2 separate regions of the Homo sapiens genome follow, and region 1 is linked to region 2. A link is a loop called in an ENCODE intact Hi-C map of the cell type or tissue named here. Cell type or tissue: heart right ventricle. All regions are shown on one strand.

Evidence for each region. Hi-C counts contacts between places; a loop is a spot of excess contacts. Peaks named below come from ENCODE experiments on the same cell type or tissue, not always from the same donor. Only the 100,000 strongest peaks of a DNase experiment are listed, where the experiment ranks them.
Region 1: it touches region 2 in a loop (3-fold over the local background); 54 of 110 quality-filtered maps call a loop at or near these places.

The regions. Positions count from the first base shown.
Region 1 is chr6:36,869,406-36,877,405 of GRCh38, reverse strand. PPIL1 (peptidylprolyl isomerase like 1) reads left to right here and starts at 2,603. Exons shown (of 4, transcript NM_016059.5): 1 at 2,603-2,689; 2 at 5,534-5,688. The coding sequence starts at 2,634. It also overlaps a transcript of C6orf89 not described here. RefSeq lists an enhancer at 2,383-2,612. In heart right ventricle, a CTCF peak has its summit at 3,590; DNase peaks (open chromatin) are centred at 2,485 and 2,585; H3K4me3 peaks cover 2,161 bases; H3K27ac peaks cover 2,247 bases.
Region 2 is chr6:37,207,298-37,215,297 of GRCh38, reverse strand. TMEM217B (transmembrane protein 217B) reads left to right here. Exons shown (of 2, transcript NM_001395378.1): 2 at 2,302-3,117. The coding sequence starts at 2,329. The coding sequence ends at 2,841. It overlaps TMEM217 (transmembrane protein 217), which reads left to right. Exons shown (of 3, transcript NM_001286401.2): 3 at 2,302-3,117. The coding sequence ends at 2,332. Among named protein-coding and RNA genes, the nearest start is that of PIM1, 41 kb to the right of the region's middle. RefSeq lists a silencer at 4,531-4,825. In heart right ventricle, CTCF peaks have their summits at 4,664 (motif pointing right) and 7,102 (motif pointing right); DNase peaks (open chromatin) are centred at 4,697 and 7,097.

The DNA of each region.
Region 1 (8,000 bases), 340 kb after region 2:
TGAGCTGAGATTGTGCCACTGCACTCCAGCCTGGCGACAGAGTGAGATTGTGTCTCAAAAAAAAACAAAAAATTGCTACAGCCACTTTGCAACAGTCTAGTGTTAACTACTAAATTATACATGTTACCTATGACACAGCAATTCTGCTTCTAGGTATATACTCCCAAAAATTCATGCACAAGTGCACTAAGATACATACACAAAATATCCATCGCAGCACCATTATACATTGTGGTATGTTTGTACAACAGAATACTACACAGCAAGGAAAAATGAAAAATGGCCACTACATACAACATGAATACATCTCACAAACATATTGTTAAGGAAAGGAAGCCAGGCACAAAAAAATACGTACTTTATAACTCCATTTATATAAAATTCAAAAACAGGGAAAACCAATCTATGATATTAGAAGGCAGAAAGTGGTCTACCCTTTGGGAGGAAGGAATGGGTAATGATTAGTAGGGGGGCTTCTGAGGAATTGGAGACATTTTATTTCTTGATTTGATTTGACCCCTCATGGCTTCTGGCTAACTCCAATTTATTTTCTGGATCTCAACCCAGGCTGTCACTCCAGGGGAAATTTTTGACTGTCCAAACCTACTCTGGAGTAACCAGAGCTCAGGGAAAACTGTGTTTCTTCTTCTTCTTCTTCTTCTTCTTTTTTTTTTTTTTTTTGAGATGGAGTTTCACTTTTGTTGTGCAGGGTGGAGTGCAAAGGCAAAATCTCTGCTCACTGCAGCCTCCACCTTCCGTGTTCAAGTGATTCTCCTGCCTCAGCCTCCGAAGTAGCAGGGATTACAGGCATGCACCACTATGCCCAGCTTATTTTGTATTTTTAGTAGAGACAGGGTTTCACCATGTTGGTCAGGTTGGTCTTGAACTCCTGACCTCAGATGATCTGCCCGCCTCGGCCTCCGAAAGTGCCAGATTACAGGTGTCAGCCACTGCACCCAACCTACTGTGTGCTTCTTATTACAGTCCTCATTCCACGCTCCTACAGCTACGTATTTAGTTGCCCATCTCTCCTAGAATGTGAGTTTCTTTAGGGCAGGGCACTGTGTGTGTGAGACTCATCTCTGTCTCCTCAGTGCCAAGTGACTGGTAGGAGCTGCAGTAAAAGATTTAGGAAGAAAGTGATCATGATCTTGGGGGTGGCTTTTCAATATTCAGACATTGGAGCCTGGGAATGGCACATGACTCCCGAGATACACAGTAAAGAACTACATAAAGTCCAGAGAAAGGCAACTTAACAACAGACTAAACAGACCAAGGATTAAGACTTTTTCATCCAGCTCAAGGGCCACAAGGTGGGCATGAACTTGAAACTGCAGGAGGTGTAAAAATTATACTTTAGCATTTATCAGTTTAAAATGTAGTGTTCCGTTCATTATTCATTCAGCAAAGCTGAGCACCCTGTGCTCTGTACTGTGCAAGAAGAGCACAAAGATGAAGGAGGCCCAGCTCCTCTCTCAAGGAGCTGTCTAGTTTATCTTTACAACCTTGTACATCCTTATTCCTTGTTGACAATTAGGGACATTACAGTTGAACTGTCGTTAAGAGCACAAGTGCACCAGCTGTAGTACTTTAAGCAAGTTATTTAATCTGTAAGGCTCAGCTTCCTCAAAGTAAAATGGGAATAGTAATATCTACCTTGTGGGATTTTGAAGATTAAGCGTGAAAATACGCAATAAAATGCTTAGCTTGATGCCTGGCACATGGTAAACATTCAACCATCATTATTAAGTGGTGTGCAAAGCATTTACAGCGTTAAGTTTAGGTACTCTATTTCATTTTTGTCCTCCCTCCAAACATTATAGCTCCTCTAATTTGCTTCTGTTCCTCGCGCCCTGCGCAAACCCTCCTAACAACTTTCAGGTACCATCTATCCCAGCCAATGTTAAGCCTTGTTCTTGCTCTGATCCGTTTGTCCTGTTTTCTCCTGTCTCTTCCTTTCTTTATCTCCTATTTTCTTCCTGCCCCTTCCCTCTCTTTTCTCCTCAGACTCCTCGTCTTTGGATTCTGCAGGCTCAGATTTGCTTTATGACTATGGAAAAACAAGTATTAACTGCCGAGTCTATTTTCAGATCTGAAAAATGGTAATAATACTATCTACTTATAGAATTGTTTTGTGGAGTAGATGAGATAAGAAAGTGCAAGCACTGTGTACATCGTACAGCGCCTTACAAAAATTCTTTACTGGCATCTCTAAACTACCCTCTTTCATTCTCTGCCTCCCCTTCCCGTCCCTGCCCAATTGTGAGACTAAGAAATTCTTCGAATTTAATATTAGGACATAACTCCAACCAGAGCGCAGCTTTTCTGGTTGTTCCCGCCTTCCATGCCTAAACGAACCAATCAGATCGCCCAGAGTGGCGCGGTATCGCCACTTGGAGACCACCGCGAATGAAGTTTGCATTTTCCTCTGTTCTTGAGCCCAGCTTCTTCTCGTCTCCCACCCCAGCTTCCCGGCATTGGAAGAAGGGACCGTCCTCTTCCTTGTCTTGGCCACCCAAATCCTGGTATCGAAAGGGTTGAACGGACCGGAAGTGTGCAGCAGCGACGGGTCCCCAGCTAATCGACGCCGGAAGTAGCAATTACTAGACAAGCATTCCGCCGCCGGCTTCGCTATGGCGGCAATTCCCCCAGATTCCTGGCAGCCACCCAACGTTTACTTGGAGACCAGGTGAGGGGGTTCGGGCGTCTGGGGCTGGCAGAGGAGACGCGGAGCCCGGGCCTCACCACGGGTCTGCGTTCCTGGCGCGTTCCTCCGGGAGGCCGGCCTCCACGTGGAGGGGCGTGGAGCAGCGGCCGAGACGGCCCCCAGAGGGTTGAGAGGGGACCGCCATCGCCCGCGTCCAAGCTCCGCGGGGTCTTGTGCTGAGGTCTCAGCAATAGCTGCCTGATTGTCCTCCTTCCCCCAGTCCGCTCATTCATTCATTCATTCATTCAACAAACGTGTAATGAGTCCGCAAGCCAGGCATATGGAATATGAGTTCTGAGGATACAGAGGTAGATAAAACACAGACAGCCCTGCCTTTAGGAGCTTACGGTATAATGAAAGAGACAGACATGTAAACATTACGTGATAAGTAATACAGTTGTAGAAACAAATTCCAGTAAAATACAGGAAGAAGCACATTTTCCCCACTATCAAAGAGTGATGTGGTAACCAACCTGCTGGCGCCATGCCCCGCTGTATGTCATCTCATTTAGTTTAATCTTAGCAACTCAAATCATGAAGGTATTATTTAACTTTCTCCCTTTCAATATTAGCAGGAGGAAACGCCGGAATTTACAGCTTAAAGCCTTGACCAAAGCCACACAGCTAGTAACTGGAAGAACCTCGTTTGGAGCCTGGTGTGCTCGTCTCACCTTGCTAGATCCTTTAGCTCTATTCATTCCATTGCCTCTTTGGAAAAAGCTCAAAGTGATCTTTACAAAGTAGGACAAGGAAGGGATCCTGCTCAAAAAACCTTTAATAACGTCTTGCTGCTATAACAGTATAAAGTAAAAACGTATTAATCCTGACATTCAAGGTGATTTTTTTCATCTGGCCCTTGTCTACCTGCCATTCTCCCCTCAACAGCCAGGGACCAGCCAAGGTCCTCTGCCTTTCTGTTCTTGCCCATTGCTGCTTTCAGCTAAAGCAGAGTTCTGTCAGTCCTCTCTCTATTTGCTCATGCTGTTCATTTCATGCTCCCTGGCCATCTTCCCCACCTTATATGGCAAAATTCTACATCTTCAGGCTCCAACCTGTAATTTCTGAATTCTCCTGTTGGTATTTTTTAAAGTTACAAAATAAATTGTTAAATCCAAGCAATGTAGACATACAGAGTAAGAAGTGAAAGTCACCTCCTTCCTGAAAACACCATCAACAGTTTGTTGGATGATTGTCCAGACTTTTTTCTATGTACATATAAACCTCTCTCATGTTTTTTTAACAAAAAAATGGGATCATATGATCATACTGTATGTATGTTTTTTCTGTAACTTGGTTTTCTTTCACTCAGTAATTCAGGTAGCTGCCCATAGTATGGATAGTTGATATTTTAGGCATTTCCTATTTCAAGGACATTTAAGTTGCTTCCTTTTTTTTTGGCTATGACAAATACTGAGATGAACATCCTTGCACATATTGTATCCTTAGGCACTTTTGTATATTTTCCTAGAGGATACTTGGAAGTTGAAATTACTGAGGTATGCACATTTCAGAATTGTATACGTACTTCCTGATTGTCTTTCCAAAAGGCTACTTTCTGTATTTTGAAAATATCCTCCAGAATGTAAGCTTCATGAGGGAAAGAGTACCACACACAGAGTAACTGTCAATCTGTGTTGAATGGGAGCAGTGTGAAAGATGAATTGGATGAATTTCAGGCAGAAAGGCTGTTAGCTATTTTCTAGCACACTCCTCATATACTTATAGAGTGTTTACACTGTGCAAGGCACTGGGTATCCAGACTATACAGAGTTGACTCAATTCTCACATCTGGCCAGGTGCCATAGCTCACATCTGTAATCCAGCACTTTGGGAGGCCAAGGCAGGTAGATTGCTTGAGCCCAGGAGTTCAAGACAAGCCCGGGCAACATGGTGAAACCCCATCTCTACAAAAAAATACAACAAATTAGCTGAGCTTGGTGATGCATGCCTGTAGTCCCAGCTACTCAGGAGGCTGAGGTGAGAGGATCACTTGAGCCCGGGAGGTGGAGGTTGCGATAAGCTGAGATTGTGCCACTGCACTGTAACCTGGGTGACAGAGGAGACCCTTTCTCAAAAAAAAAAAAATTGTCACATCCTTGGAGCTTAAAGTCTAGGTATGTGCTGGAGTAGAGGGGAAGGCACTCGTCCTTTCTCTTGCCTCTTCCTTATCTTTTAGTAGTACTGGTGAGGAAAAAGCACTCATCCTATTGGGTAGGTGCAAAGATTCAAAGTTACCAGGTTTTGCCTTTGTTATACTCCCTCCCAAACAAACACAAACTGTACCTTTTATTGAAATTTTTTGAATAGGTAATGTATTTACATGGATCAAAAATACAAAAGTTTTTAAAAGGTATTCATTAAACATCTTCCTATTTTCCATCTACCCAGTCCCTACCCCCACCCAGAAACTTCTAAATAAATATGAACTCCTGATATTTTAATGTCTCTTTTTTTAAAAAATTAAAAATTAAGTGTAAGAATTTTTTTCCTAATTTAGGGGTTGGTTATATTGGTTTCAGATAATCAGATATAGCTATATATATATACATATGTATATATGTATAGTATTAGAATTTTGAGTTCTCCATGCTTGTTATTTTGCTGAAAAGAAGTACCCAGAACACCTGCGTGTTTTACTCAAAAAAGATAATGGGTGTTTATGTTACTTGCATTGTGGTGTTTTCCTTTGCTGAGCATGAAATCCAGTGGTTATCACAATTTCATGACTTACAAGCTTGAAAATCAAGAGTCCTGGAGCAGTTCCATAATACTCCTGTCTGCCCTGACCTTTTTGTTTACTGGAGCTGTTGTCCTCTCCCTCTGCAGCATGGGAATCATTGTGCTGGAGCTGTACTGGAAGCATGCTCCAAAGACCTGTAAGAACTTTGCTGAGTTGGCTCGTCGAGGTTACTACAATGGCACAAAATTCCACAGAATTATCAAAGACTTCATGATCCAAGGAGGTGACCCAACAGGGACAGGTACAGTTAAGCCAACATTAGTTTATGTTTTCTTTTTTTTTTCTCCTTTTCGTCTTTTTTTCTAAAGCCAGCATTAGTTTCTGAAGTCTCTGTCGTAAATAGGTGATAAGGCAGCCAGAGCTCTCTTTTCCACTTACTAAGGTCTGTGTTGGTTGATTCTGGTGACAACGCCTGCCTTCCTCAAACACACATGTGTGGAATTGACCAGAAACCAACCTTTACTCCTAGGCTTGGTAGAGTTTTTCATAACTTACATGTACTGCTCACTAAGAACAAATAATATTTGTCTGAATTATAGTGATGCAAGTAGTCTGATCAATAAGAAGGAAAGACTTTATAATATTTTGAGAATAATAAAATCCTGGGTTCTTTTATCGATTCATTCATTTAACAAATACTGAGTACCTGTTTTGTGTCAGATACTTTTTTAAGCTCTAGGGAGATACCTATAAACAAAGAGACAGAATTATTGCTCTCAATAAAGCAGGAAAAGGGTGTGGGGATGGAATTTTAGTAGAAAAGTCAGGGAACTCCTCTCTGACATTATTGGAGAAGAGATCTGAATGAAGTAAGAAAGTGAACCTTGCAACTGTGGGGAGAACATTTTGGATGGAGGGAAGAGCAAACACAGAGGCCCTGAGGCAGGAACCTGTGCTGGAAATCATAAGATATGATACCTTATAGGGCATGGTAGAGACTGGGTTTTATTCTGAGTAAGATGTGATGTGAGTCATTGGAGAGTTTTGAGCAAAGGAAAGACATGATCTGATCTATGCTTTAAAAGGATCACTCTAGGCTGGGCACGGTGGCTCACGCCTGTAATCCCAGCACTTTGGGAGCCCGAGGCAGTTGGATCATTTGAGGTCAGGAGTTCAAGACCAGCCTGACCAACATGGTGAAACGCTCTGTCTACTAAAATACAAAAATTAGCCGGGCGGGTTGGTGGGCACCTGTAATCTCAGGTTCTTAGTCGGGAGGCTGAGGCAGAAGAATTGCTTGAACCCAGGAGATGGAGGTTGCAGTGAGCCAAGATCGCACCACTGCAGTCCAGCCTGGGTAACAGATTGAGACTCCCTCTCAAATAAATAAATAAATAAAAGGATCACTCTAGCTGCTGTTTAGAGAATAGATGTAGGGGCAAGATGTAAACACTATGTAAATAGTTGTTGTACTGTATTGTTTGGGGAGTAATGACAAGAAAAATAGTTCTATACATGTTCAGTACAGATGCTTCCCCCCAAGATGTTTTCAGTCGCGGTTAGTTGAACCCATGAATGTAGAACCCACATGTAGGGAGGGCCGACTATGCTCATGAGTAAGTAGTTGGATAGGAATATGGGGTTCAGGGAAAGACCTGGTATGGAGGTATTAATTTGGGAGTTACTGGCATTTAGATGGGGTTTATTAGTGAACTGGTGGAACCCTTACTCATTTCAAGGGCCCTTGCTTCTCAGTCTGCTTCTTCTCTGCTAATTTCTGCTCGTTTGCCTTTAAACAAGTTTGGTTTTCTCTATAGCAGAGTCTTTTCTCAGTCTTGTTCTTTTTTGTCATTCTTAATCGTCTCATGATTTATCATCTATGGTCAGAAGCATTCAGGTTTTTGGGTTTTTTTTTTTTTAATGTATATGGATGCATTTCAAAATACAGAATATATAAGAAAGCAGAGAAAAGGGGAAAAATCATTCATAAGCATAGCTCCTAAAGATTTCTAACCATCATTAACTAATCCCTAAATATCCCATCTTTCAGAAAGGAACAGTGTTAACTTTTGGTGCCCATCATGTCTGGTTTAAGGGATGACAGGATAAATGGAAGTAGTTTCAAAAAAATAGGATATATAAGCTATTGTTTTTAAAACAGAACATATTACATTTAATTTCATATATATAGAACAGAATATTTGACTTCCTACAGTGAAAGATGAGGCAATTAGTACTTAAATTTCTACCCATTCTTATTTTTCCCCGACCTTAATTTTTGTTGTTAGTTTTATTATTATCTGTTCTGCACTCATCATTCCTTCAGCTACAGTGTGGGTCCTACGTTTCAGTGTATTTAGTGTTCACAACTTGCTTCGCTTTTACCTTCGCAAGTGCTGGAGGGCAGGATTTCTTGTCTAGTGGTTTTTTAGTGTTTTTTTTTCAGAATGCTCAAGAATCACAATTGTCCAGTGGTTTTTTGTTACAAGAGCTGGAATGTGTTGTATTTTTAAGTTCATTCATGTTTCAGAATTTCTGCCTGTTACTTTTATACTTGAAAAGAGATAGCATGTTGGCATGCTCAGCCCCCTCACTGTGTGATGCACTGTGCCA
Region 2 (8,000 bases):
TTTTTATTTGTCTAGCTTCCACACTAGCATATTTACCTGTCTGTCTCCAGTGCCAAGCTCAGCCCCCAGCACCTGTAGATACACAATAGATGTCTGCTGAGTGAGTATTGAATGAATAGAATGTACCAGAGGACCTTGGCTAGCGGCAGAAAGGGAAGTTAGGCCATTATTATAGTGACCCAAGAGAGAGGTGCCGAGGGTGGAGACCAAGGCTGGGGCAGCAGAGCTGTGGAACCAGTGGGCTTTATACAGACATTTCCTTGAAACTCACAACATAGATATAAAGCAAAGGAAGAAAACTGTGTGGTTCAGGGCCTTATTTTTAGACAATTCAGGTGAGTACCCCATGGGTAGTGGCTGCTCTGGAAGCTGCGCTGTGAACCGAGCAGAGGTGAGGTTTCGTTGGTGCAGACGGGGAAGCATCAGTGCAGCTACCCACTAGACAACACACTGCCTCCCTCCTGGGCCCTCCAGGTTCTAGGGTGCACTGAGAGTTTTGTGTATCTGGAGTCACACAGGGTTGGGAGGATGGTGGAGAATAAAGTATAAGAATATTTGGGATGAATCTGGAAAACATTATGCTAAGTGAAGTAAGCCAGATACCGAAGGACAAATGTATGATTCCACTTATGTGAGACACCTAGAGCAGGCAAATTCATAGAGACAGCAAGAAAAATGGTTAGTAGGGAGCGGGGGAAGAGGAGAATGGGGAGTTGATGTTTATAATGGGTACAGAGATTTTGGTGGGGATGATGAAAAAGTTCTGAAGATGGCCAGGCATGGTGGCTCATGCCTGTAATCCCAGCACTTTGGGAGGCCGAGGCGGGCAGATCACTTGTGGTCAGGGGTTCAAGACCAGCCTGGCCAACATGGTGAAACCTGTCTCTACTAAAAATACAAAAATTAGCTGGGCATGCTGGCGCACGCTTGTAATCCCAGCTACTTGGGAGGCTGAGGCATGAGAATCGCTTCATCCTGGGAGGCAGAGATTGCAGTGATCCAAGATCGTACCACTGCACTCCAGCCTGGGTGACAGAGCAAGACTCTGTCGAAAGAGAGAGAGAGAGAGAGAAAGGAAGTTCTGGAGATGGATAGCGATATGCTTGCACGACAACGTGAATGTACTTAATGTCACTGAATTGCACATTCAAAAAGGGCTAAAGTGGTGAATTTTACATTCTGTATATTTTACTGTATTTGGAGTTGATCCAGTGAGTGAAGAGGAGAGGGCTGGAGGGAGGCTAGTGGCAGCCTGTCTGTGCTCTGCCTGGCTGGACAGGACCCATTCTGGTCATCTCAGAGAGAGGCCAGGTCAGGCTTCCAACAAGTTGTCCCCCATTGGACATTCGTCAGCCTGAGGACAGCCCTGTGTTCTCCTAATGTGTGACTGTGCCCCTTCCTTTGCCCCACAACAGAGGTAGCTCGCCAGTGTAGTGAATGATGAGGAGAGAGGTTTGCTCAGGAGTCCTCTGAATTGGGAGCCAGTAAGAAGAAGATTCAGGTTGTGGAGGAACGTTTGCGCTGTAGGCCCAGCCTACTCCAGCCTTAGGTCCCCCATTATCAACATGCCCTCAGCAGGGTCGGCTCGGGCACCAGGTTCCTGCTCCCTGCCATGAGTTGACCTCTAGAGCTCAGGTGTAACCTAGGTTGCAGCTGGAGGTCTGCCTGCTGGGCCTTCACCTGCACAATGGTGGCTTATTGTTAAGGCATCTTGGCCCTGGGCAGAGTCTTGCCTGGATCCATAAACCTTTACCCATTCCATTCCTGCTGGCCAAACCCTGTGACTTGGGACAAGGCTGGGCCATGCCCAGGGAGCAAATCAGGGAAATTTCTAAGGACTTGGAAGGAAAGAGTAGTGGGGGCAGAGGATGTCAGGGATGATTCCAAGCCCTTGAGGAGCCATGAGAGTTTTCTGACTTCAGAGAAGCAAACTCCCCAGATGGGAGCTTCGTTCATACCATCGTTATCCTCAATACAGGAACCTCTGAATTCCCACAAACCTACATCAACAGGAGCACTCTTTTTGCCACTTTAAAGCAAAGCTGAAGCTGGAACAGCAGAATTGGAAGCTACTTAGGAAGTCCCAGGCCAGTGATACATTCATTTCTCAATGATGTGGTCACATCTAGCAAGTTAGGCCAGAGCACGGGCCAGACCCCATGTCCCTTAACTTCCAGCCTATTGCCTGTCCACACACCATCATTGCTCTTAGCTCTCTGATTTATATCTAGTGACTTGGGGGATTTGTCTAAGGCTACCTCTGCCATCTTGTCACGTGTCTGTATGATTTTCTTCCTGCAGGAGGTGCTCTGGTAAAACAAGTATAAAATGAATGTCAGGATGTTCTCCCTCATGGTGGGCATCTTCTCTGTCCTTAATACCACCCAGTTCTTCATCTTTGACCTGAACCAGAAGACACACATTTGCTATGAGGCCAAGTTCAGCATCTACGTGGACTCAAAGTCGGAGCTAGTCACTTGGACCCTGTTCCACAGGGCTAATATCAGCACTGGCCTCTCCCTCACCACCATCATCATCGGCTGCTTCCTCTTTTATTGTATCCACAAGAATATCTACATGGGGCTGCTGATCTATGCCATGTGGATCATCACTTACGAGCTCATCAACTTCTCCATAGTCCTGCTCCTCAACGGGATCATCAAAGATCACTTCAAGACGCTGAGTTATTTGCACTGGATCTTCCAAATCTCACACATGCTCCTGCACTTTTTCTGTCTGCCCTTCATCGTCAAGCATGCATACAACCTTTACAAGGAATCCCAGACTGTGGGCAGGAAACGCCGCCACAGGCTCTGCTCCACCATTGCAGTGAACTCATGACTACCTGTCCGTCTGGGAATGTTGTACCGGAAGTTAAACTGAACCATGCCAGATGCCAGGAAAGGTGGGAGGGAATGGTGTTCCTCAACAATGGAACCCTCCCTACCCTGCCTGTCTTCTGTTGATGCTGCTTGGTTTGTCAGGGCTTTTGAGTTTTACGCACTGAGGAATGATTCTCGGGAGAGGGCAGGTTGTGCGGATCAATTATTTTACAGATGTGTTGTGTGACTTGTTTTAGCAGTTAATGATATGTGGCCTTGTGCTTACTTAACCATCTCACTGGTGTCTGTTTTTGCCTCTCACTGTCCCCTCTCCTCTGCACTTCCTTAGTTTCTAGTTCTTCCTTTATGGGTTGGCCCACAGATGCCGGTTCTGCTGAGTCCTTTGGAGGAGTGTTGTCCAGTAGAACTTCCTGTGCTGATGGAAATGTCCTCTATCTGTGCTGGCTACTAGCCATGTGTGGCGACTGAGCACTTGGAAATGTGGCTATTACAACCCAGTAATCAAATTTTAAATTTTATTCTTTTTTAGCTAATTTCCATTTCAATAACTATGTATGGCTGGCTCAAGACTAGCCTATCGGCCCAGCATGGTGGCTTACGCCTGTAATCCCAGCACTTTGGGAGGCCAAGGCAGGTGGATCACTTGAGGTCAGGAGTTCAAGACAAGACTGGCCAGCATGGTGAAACCCGCTCTCTACTAAAAATACAAAAATTAGCCGGGCGTGGTGGTGGGTGCCTGTAATCCCAGCTACTCGGGAGGCTGAGGCAGGAGAATCACTTGAACCCAGGAGGCGGAGGTGGCAGTGAGCTGAGATGGTGCCACTGCACTCCAGCCTGGGGGACAGAGTGAGACTCCATCTCAAAAACACAAACACACACACACACACACACACACACACACACACACAAACAGGGCCGGGTTCGGTGGCTCACGGCTGTAATCCCAGCACTTTGGGAGGCCGAGGCAGGCAGATCAAGAGGTCAGGAGATCGAGACCATCCTGGCTAACACAGTGAAACCCCGTCTCTACTAAAAATACAAAAAAATTGCCAGGCATGGTAGCGGGTGCCTGTGGTCCCAGATACTCAGGAGGCTGAGGCAGGAGAATGGCCTGAACCTGGGAGGTGGAGCTTGCAGTGAGCCGAGATCGCGCCACTGCACTGCAGCCTGGGTGACAGAGCGAGACTCTGTCTCAAACAAACAGACAAAACAAAAACAAGGACCAACCCTTTGAAAAACAAAAAGAACCCCCCAAAATATCTCCAGGCATTGTCAAACATCCCATGGGGTGGGGGTGGTGGGGGGGCAAAGTTGCCCCTAGTTGAGAGACACTATTGTAAAGCAACAAGCTCTGTGTTGAGAGCCAGCAGGCCCCTGCCTTGAACTAGGAGTGCCGCTTTTCCTGAGAACTCTTCACATTCACCAGTTGTGCAGTCTTCATCCTAATGCTCCTGTTTTATGGTTTGACGAAACTGAGACTCACTGGGCTTCAGTGATGAGATCAAGGTCACATGGTAGCAAAAGCAGGACTTGCATCTCATCATCTGACTTCATACACGAAAGTCGGCTCCCTGATTCATTCTTACTTTTACCAAGACAAAAAGGAACACCTCCTTTTAGGGTAGTTCCTTTTCCCTTGAAAAATGTTGGGAGTGAAGTCAAGAGACATGTTTGTTTGTTTGTTTTGGCCATACTCTTCCAAACCATGAGCATAGTAATGACAGTCGCTGGCTTTTACTGAACACTCAGTGCCAGGTACTATCCTACAATTCACTCAACTCTTTCCACCACGGATTTAAACCTAGGCCAGTTCCCCAAATGACCACAAGATGGCAGTCAGTAATAAGCTTTTGCTTAGAGCTGTTGGCCCCTAAACCAGATCCTCCAAGGGTGGCTGTTCAGGATTTATGGAGCTTCCAGCTGATGACTGGGAGCTAATGTGTGTGTCTCTGCCCCAGTCTCACAAGGCATGCCTTGTCTGATTGTGACTTGCTAGTACCAAAACACAAAATATAAAACATGGGCCAACTTCTGGGTTCTGATTCCCCATCCCGGTTGAGGTCGCTACGGTGGGAGGTAGACCTGGGCAACATTGGGGAACTGGAGACCTGTGTGTTGAAGAAGTGTAGGCAGAAGCAGAGTTCCAGGAATCACCTCAGCTGAGAGTTACTTTAGTTGAGAAAGTTTAAGACACTCAAACGCAAGGTTGTGCTATCCTCTATACAAGACTCCTCAAAAGCATGGTTGCTTCTGCCTTTACTTCCTGGTCTCCTGTTCTTTCTAGAACCCATCCAGTTAGGTTTCACCCCCACCGCCCCACTGGGACTGCTCTTGTCAAGGTGATCTCCACACTGCTCAAGCCGGTGGTCAGTTCTCCACCTTTGCTGACCTGTCCTGCAGTGGCTTTTGACTGCTGATCCCTCTCTCCTGCCAACAGGTTTCTCTGGTAGCCCCTCTGCCTCCGTCTCCATCCCTCCCCTGCCGCACTGGCCCCTTCTCCTCAGTCTCCTTTGCTGGCCTCTCCTCATCTTCCTGACCTCCAAACACCGGAGTGCCCTTGGCACAGTCCTTGGTCTTGTTCTCTGTCTCACTCACTCCCAGCTCACCTGGTCCAGACCCATCACTAATAAGCCCCATATACATCTTCAGCCTGGACTTCTCCCCTAAACCCTGGCTTTGTTTATGCAGTTGCTTCCTTGATGTGGTAGCCAGCTCTAACATGGTTCCCAGAGATCTCTGCGAACTGATATTCACATTCATCACCTCTTCTTAGATGTGGGCAGGACCCAGTGATCCTCTTCTAGCAAAGAGAACATAGCAAAAGCGATGGGTTGTCCTTTCTAAGGTTAGGTTACAGAAGACGATGACGTCAGTGCTGCCCGCTCTCTGAGGGAAGCTGGCTATCATGTTGAAAGTATCTTTATGGAAAGGCTCACACTGCCAGGAGCAGAGGTCACTAACCAAGAGCCCGTGAGGAACGGAATCCTACCAACAGCCCCATGAGGGAGCTTGGAAGCAGATCCTCCCCTACACAACTCTTTTTTTTTTTTTTAAATACAATATGGGGTCTCCCTATGTTGCCCAGGCTGGTCTTGAACTCCTGGCCTCAGGCTATCCTCCCACCTTGGCTTCCCAGAGTGCTGAGATTATAGGCATGAGCCACCATACCCAGTCAGGATATGTTTTGGGGTGGTTACTGTTGTAGAGACATTTTTGTAGAGATGTGACATGTACTAGTTATCTATTACTGCATAACAAATTACCCCAAAATTAGCAGCTTAAGACAGTACATTTATTCTGTCTTAGTTTCTGCGGTCAGGAGTCCAGACACAGCTCACCTGGTTCTCTGACTCAGATTCTCTCAGGGTCTCACTCAGGATGTCTCTACTTTTATTTGATTTTTAGAGACAGGGTTGCACTCTGTCACCCAGGCTGGAATGCAGTCGTGCAATCATAGCTCACTGGAGCCTTGAACTTCCAGGCTCAAGCGATCCTCCCACCTCAGCCTCCTGAGTAGCTGGGAATACAGGTGTGCCACCGCATCCAACTGATGTAAAAAAATTTTTTTTTTTAATTTTCTTAAAATGTGGGAATGTAGCCGGGCATGGTAGCTCACGCCTGTAATGACAGCACTTTGGGAGGCTGAGGCGGGTGGATCACCTGAGGTCAGGAGTTCAAGACCAGTCTGGCCAACATGGTGAAACCTCCTCTCTACTAAAAATACAAAAATTAACCGGGCATGGTAGCAGGTGCCTGTAATCCCAGTTACTCAGGAGGCTGAGGCAGGAGAATTGCTTGAACCTGGGAGGTGGAGGTTGCAGTGAGCTGAGATCGCGCCACTATACTGCAGCCTGGGCAACAAGAGCAAAACTCCATCTCAAATAAATAAATAAATAAATAAATAAATAAATAAAAATTGGGGAGTGTATCCCAATCCACACTCCTGATTTTCTCCCGTATACCTTGCCCTAACCCCCAGTCTTTGCCACCTCTACCCTTCCATTGCTCAAGTTAAAGACCCAGCAGGCATCCTTAGGTCCTCTCTTTCTCTCAGCCTGAATCTAACTCCTCACCACTCCCCATCAGCCCACCCTTCAATATAGATCCATATCCAACCACTTCATATAACCTCCCCTGCCACCTCCCTGGCCCAGGCCATCACCATCTCTTGCCCAGGCTATTGCAGTAGCAGTTCCTGACTGGCCTCCCCATGCCACTGTGTTCCCTTTACAGTCAGTTCTCCGCCCAGCCACCAGAGGGCTCCTGTTGAAACCTGAGTCAGATCAAGTCCCTCCTCTACTCCGGTCCTCACCTGCCAGGGCTCCCCACCACACTCAGGGTAGAAATCCCAAGTCTTTACCACGGCATGCCAGCTGCTAAATAACCCAGTCCCTTGTCACCCTCTGATCTGCTTTCTAACCATTTTGTTCTCTCCGCCTCCCTCTGCTGCAGCCATGCTGTCTTCCTTTCGTTCACCCTAACACAGACAGCACACTCCAGCCTCGGGGCCTTTGCACTCACTGTGCCTTCCGCCTAGAATATTCTTACTCCAGCTATTCACCAGCTTCCTTTCTTGCTCAGAAGGCATCAGAGAGGCCTTCCCTACCAATGGGTGTGAAACAGCCCCTCCCTACCATCCCATGTGTCTCTTTCCCACTTACTGTGCTACATTTCTTCATAACATGTACTATCACCTGACTTACTCTATACAGTTGCCTCTCCCACCACCCTCCAAAAATGTGGGCACCATATTTACTTCACTGATGTTTTCCCAGCACCTAGTTCAATGCCCAGCATGTAGCAGGTGCTTGATAAAGATTTGTGGAATGAATGGACATAGACTCTCAGTTTTGTTTTTGTTTTGGAGACAGAGTCTCTGTCGCCCAGGCTGAAGTGCAGTGGCACCATTGTGGCTTAGTGCAACCTCCGCCTCCTGAGTTCAAGCGATTCTCCTACCTCATCCACCTGAGTAGCTGGGACTACAGGTGCCCACCACCACTCTGGGCTAATTTTTGTATTTTTAGTAGAGATGGGGTTTCACCAAGTTGGCCAGGCTGGTCTTGAACTCCTGACCTCAGGTGATCTGCCCAAAGTGTTGAGATTACAGGCATGAGTCGCCACGCCCGGCCTATGAGAGGCAAATTATTACTGTTCTTT